Linked DNA regions of Mus musculus: region 1 is linked to region 2. A link is a contact called in ENCODE Hi-C or POLR2A ChIA-PET data. All regions are on one chromosome and are shown on one strand. Each heading gives the region's core, a stretch centred on a gene start or an enhancer-like site at or near the end of the contact. The rest is flanking DNA. Distances are from core to core; before and after follow the strand shown.

The links. A loop is a pair of places that touch in the nucleus more often than their neighbours do. ChIA-PET counts read pairs that join two places held with the same protein, here RNA polymerase II (POLR2A).
Region 1: a loop to region 2 is called in a map of left cerebral cortex, with 11 times the contacts of the local background. The contact joins the promoter of Dyrk1a here to the promoter of Vps26c in region 2. A Hi-C loop is called at or near these places in 23 of 37 maps with a recorded cell type or tissue (Patski, T-helper 1 cell, T-helper 17 cell and 8 more). POLR2A ChIA-PET finds 5 or more read pairs at or near these places in 4 of 5 experiments (Patski and embryonic stem cell).

The regions. Positions count from the first base shown.
Region 1 is chr16:94,568,916-94,571,615 of GRCm38, forward strand. It overlaps Dyrk1a (dual-specificity tyrosine-(Y)-phosphorylation regulated kinase 1a), which reads left to right and starts at 1,291. Exons shown (of 12, transcript NM_007890.2): 1 at 1,291-1,619.
Region 2 is chr16:94,525,298-94,527,997 of GRCm38, forward strand. Vps26c (VPS26 endosomal protein sorting factor C) reads right to left here and starts at 1,332. Exons shown (of 8, transcript NM_007834.3): 1 at 1,041-1,332. The coding sequence starts at 1,097.

The sequences.
Region 1 (2,700 bases), core at 41-2,540, 44 kb after region 2:
AAAACAACCCCCCCCCCCAACCCCCTCCGAAAGCCCTGGGGTTGGCGCTGGCTGGGCATTCCGATGGAGAAGCCGGGGAACCGGCGCCCGGGAGCGTGCCCAGCCTGGAAAGTTTCTGCGCGGCCCGCGCGCGGGCACGGTCCGAGTAAGGTGGCGGCCGCGCGCCTGCAGCCGCGGGCGTAATTCCGGAGGTGAGCCGGACGCCAGCGATCGTCCAGGCCTGCGCGGGCCCGGTCGGGATAGGGGCTCGCGACGGCGGCCTCCCAGGGCCGCGAGGTGGGCGGCTTGCCCTCCGCTTCCCTTCCTTCCCGGGCCGCGCGGGCGGGGCTGCGGGCTCGCGGCGCGGGAGCGCGCTGCGCCACGGGGGCGCGCGCTGGCCCGGCCGCAGTCGGCGTGGGAGCGAGCGCGGGGGCGGGGCGAGGCGGCCGCGAGGCGGCAGGCGCTCGCTCGCTCGCTCGCGCACCGGCAGGCCACCGCCTCGCCCCCGTCCCTTCCCTTCCCTTCCCTCCACTCCCCTCCCCCGAGCGAATCACGCGCCCTCCTCTGACACTCATAGCGGGCCCGAGCTCCGAATTTATCCTTCACGTGACCTGAGGGGGGTTGGGTGGTTGGCTGGGGGACGGAGGAGAGAGGGGAAGGAGGGAACGGAATCTGCCGTTACCCGAGCAACAGGCCCCGCCCGCCGGCTTGGGGCCGGGAGGGGCGGGCGGAGGACGTCAGCACGTCAGCCGGGGTTTTGCGTTTTGATTGACAGTTGCTATAGCGACCGGGTCGGTCCGTCGCCATTTTGTTGGTTGGTTTTTTTTTAAACCCTTTCGCTTCCCGCCCGAATAATAATAAAAAGCCCCATTGGAGTGAGGCGGGGGTGGCGGCGGCAACCGCGGCGGGGGGATCCGGGGAGACTGCTGCCGTCGCTGCTGCCGATCGCGGCCCAGGTCGGGCTGAGAAAGCGGACTCCCCGAGCGGGGGTGCGGGCGCCACCGCCGCCGCCGCTTGTGCTGCTGTTCCTGCTGCTGCTGTTGGTGCCGCTGCCGCTGCCGCCGCCGCCGCCGCCGGCGAGCGGGCGGGACCGGTGTGAGTGTGAGGGAGCGTGTGCGAGGGCGAGTGTGCGCGCGGTGAGTGTGCGCGAGTGTCTGTGCGGGATCGGGGGCGGGCGGTCCGGGCTCTCCTGGCGGAGCCGCCGCCGCCGCCGCCGCCGCTCGGGCCCCGGCGCTGCTCGCTGCGCAGCTTCGGAGCGCGCGCCATTTTGTGAGATTTACAAAAATCCTCGTCGGGAAGAAGCGGCCGGCAGCGGCCGCCACTCGGCGCCCGGCCTCGCCGCCGCCGCCGCCCTCCGCACCGGGCCGGGCCGGGCCCCGCCGCCGACACTCGGGGGCCCGGGGACTGCGGTATTTGCCGGGGAGGGGCTGTCGCCTGCCTCCCCGGCCGCGGGCGCCGCCGGCCCCGCCAGCCCGACGGACCCTGAGCCAGCGCGGCTGCGGCGCGGAGCCGGGACGCCGGGGGCGGAGAGAGGCGGCCGGGGCGGCGCTGGCTGCGGAGGCCGCGGCGGGAGCGCGGCGCGGGAGCTCGAGGCTGAGACTCACCGGAGGGAGCGGCGCGAGCGCCCCGCCATCGTCCCGGTGAGTGTCCGCCCCGCCCGGCGCGGCGCGGCCCAGCGCGCGGCTTCTCGGGGCCTGCGAGCCGGGCTCGCCAGGCCTCAAGCGGAGGGAGGGAGGGACCTGCCATCTTAGGAGCGAGCGGGCGGGCGGGCGGGCGGCCCGGGGCCCGGGGAAGAAGGCCTCGTCCCCGAGGAAAGTTGCGGCGGGTGGGACCCGCTGCCTCGGGCCGGGCCGGCGCCAGACCTCCACTGGCTGCCCGGGCGCAGGGGAGGAGGCTGTTCTCCTCCTCCTCCTCCTCTTCCTCCTCATCCTCTGCCCCCAGCTCCTCCCTCGTCCCTCCTCTCGGTCCCCACCGGCGTGCGGAGCGCCGGGGTTCTGGGCAAGGACAATGCACGGGATCAGAAAATGGGGCTGGCGGCCGGGAGGCGAGGACGCAAGGCCCGGCCGGGCCGGGCCGGCGAAGGTCGGCAGCCTGCTGCCTGCGAGGCCCAGTGGGCCCGCGCTCGGGCCTGGGGACCTGGTGTGCTCGGAAGTCGGGCCGCGAGCGCGGGCCACCCAGGGCACCGGAGGGGCCGGGGTGACCTGCATAGCAGCGGGAGGAGACTGGAATTAGAATGGAGACCTGTGTATCGCCTCAAAACTTCAACATCTATTTATAGGCTCAGACCCACTCAGGCTCCAGAGGCCCCAGAGCTGCTGAATATCAGCACTAAGCTAGAGGCCCCTCCCTACCCCGAAATAGTTAAAAATGGCAAAATTCGTGAGTCAGTGACTCCAATGACTTGTCTTGTCTTTGCCCAGCCCTAGATTATGTGACTCCTGTCGTCGAGGTGCAGCATCGTTTGCTTCTTGAGTTCTGCCAAATCCCAAGAAAATATTCCTTGTAACTGTTTGCACACTCATAGATTAGTGCAAGGCCTTTTATATATTACCTCGAATAACCTCCCAGTTGGAAATGCTGCCCATTTTACAGATGAGCAGACTGAGCCTAGAGGTGGGCAGTGACTAGTCCAAGGTCATACAGCCAGTACTCCAGGAGGCCTATGTCAGTTGTTAGCCTGGCTTTCTGTTCATTGGCTCCTAACTTATTATTAAGTACTGT
Region 2 (2,700 bases), core at 82-2,581:
GATTCCCTGCAGTTGGGAGTTACAGGGAGTTGTGAATGGTCTGACATGGCAGCTGAGAACTGGACCCTCCGAAGATCAGTGGATTCATCTCTCCAGCCCTTATCTTATGGCCCCTGGGCTCGTATCAAACTCAATATGCAGCTAAGGATGATCATAATGTTCTGACCCTGTCTTAAGTGGTAAGATTACAGACACCCACCACCACGTCTGATTTTATGCGGTACTGGCAACTATTTTACAATCTGAGCCACTTCCCCTGGCCTCCAATTGCTTTTCATGAAACTGACAGCTTTAATATGGCAGTGGTTTGACAGTGTGCCTCAACTGAGGCAGGATAGATCGTTTCCTTTATGAACTAACTAAATACTTTCGCAGTGATCTAGCATAAGTGAGTTTCCACTTTCTTAGTGCATCTTGCCAGAGTACAGTCGCTTTTATAAGGGGTGATGGCAACTTGGTGTTTGGGATTTTGTTTTGTGGGGGAGGGGTCTTTGAATGATGTCTACTAGACAAATCACGAATATAGCTTCCTGTGTGGTGAGGATGGAAGTGGGGTGGCTCACTGGAATCTTTTTAAAATAATCAGGTTTCTAGCCTTTAGCGTCCATTTAAGATGTTCACCTGGGATGTTTTTCCCTTTCAACACCACGCTGCATTTGTATCCACTGAACTGTGTGCAGAAGCTAGCTGTGACTCCACGGCTGCTGTGCTGGTGTCTCCGGAGGTAGAGACAGGGCGATTGCATTCTACAACTAGGGTAATGGATCCTGCCGCGGTGAGAGGCTTACAAGAGAACTCTGCTTTAGGATTGACCACAGCCTGGAGCACACATGTCTGTTCTGAAAGCTCTTCTGCAGAAAGGGGCGTTTGTCATCTGCTCTTCACCCCCAGAGCGACAGCTCGAGCCCGCCGCCCGCCCGCCTGCCGCCGGCCCCCAGCCCCACACTGGACAGGACCGCAGGGCACGCCCATCTAGCGTCGGGGCCGCGCGAGCCGTGCTGGAGACCGCAGAGCTTGAAGCCCAACACCCCTCCACTTACCCCGGCGTGATACACTTTATTCGCTCTTTTAATCTTGATGTCCAGAGTGGTCCCCATCTCAGATTATCCGCAAAGGCCGCAACTTCCGGCCACTCGTGACCCGGTTGCCCCGCCCCCTACGAACCCGCCCCTCCGGCGCCTTCCGCAGTGGTGGCACGTGACCGGCTTTCGCGCCACACCTCACACACCTCCCTCCTTCGGGCACAGGGCGTGGCTTAGCGCGGACAGGGGCACGAAACCCACACGCGCGCGCGCGCGCGCGCGCGAACACACACACACACACTTCCGGAACGCGGGAGTGTGCTCTCTGTTCTCCCGGCGTGCCCCGCGGCGGGGGCGAGGCCGCTTCGCAGCGTTTTTTTTACACAGGAAGGCTGCCTTCCCGTCGGGCTGTGCGGCGCGAAAGGCTGCGTTTCGGAGGTGGGTTTCCGGAAGTGATAGCAGGAACGTGTCCCCTCCTGTCATCCGCTTCCTCCATCCCTGTAGCCGCGTCTGCTGCCAGATGTTCTGAGGCGCCACCGCCAGTATCCTCCGGGCGGACGAGTCCGTGCCAACCGCAGGGGCGTGGCCCCGCGCTTGCGACCTGCTGGGCGCTGATTGGTGGAGGGCCGCAGCTACGCCCCCTCAGGCCACGCCCACGACGCAGAGCCAAGGTTTCGGGAAGCGCGAGGTGACCTCGCTCTGCGGCTGCTCGCGGCTCCGCGGCCGCGGAGGCTTCTGGGTACTCCCCAGGCGCCAGCTCTGGAAGTGGTCTTGGTGTTCTGTGGGGTATCCGGGCGGGCGGGCGCGCGAGCGGGAAGGTTGGAGTCGAAGCGGAAACGGACCTGCGTACCCCTTTCTCCCTCCAGCAGCCTGCCGCAGTGGACGCCGAACTTTAGGGGGGATATTGCGGTTAGCCAGCATGCTAGTTACTGAATTGTGTAAACTGACTCTTCCGATAAGCAAGTCAAATCTTGATGTTTTTGTTACGTAAAATGATGTGAAGAAATGGTATTTGTTGAATTCCTTGATTATTATTTTCTTAAATATATATCACTTTTAGGATAACAAATTTCTCTGTAAAGTGGTTTCGTGAATGACTCTAGGTGTTTTGAAGCCGAGAACGATGTACGACGGCTGCAATTGCTTTTGAAGGTTAAGATAAAATGTTTCTCAGTATCCACAGCTCTATTTTCAGCTCCCATCTCTACCCTTAGGACTTACCCGTGTGACCTACAGACTTTCCTAGCAATTCTAAAAAAATCATGTGGGACACAGCTTAGATATTTGGAAGACACAAATTCAGTGCAGGAAAGAAAAAGAAAAGCCTTTCCTTCCATATATGGCTTTACAGAGTCTTGTTCCTCCAGGGACGATGTACCTGATTTCCTCTTTGAAAATTGCACACATGGTTAAGGAAGGCTGGTCTACTGTGAAGAGCGCTCCTTCCAGGAACTACCAGTGTTTATTGAGTGCAAAGGCCGTCCTACAAGAATCAAAAGTCCACTTTCCACAAACACTGTTCTTTTAAAGTCTTTCCATCCCTTAATCTCATGTTAAATAAGTTTGATTTTGTCACTTTAAGCTACTGAATATCAGACTGTCAAATTGACAGTCTTGTGGCTCAAGTGGGACACTAGGTCTTTTGTGAGGGTAATAAATGGAAGTTGTGGTTCTGGTG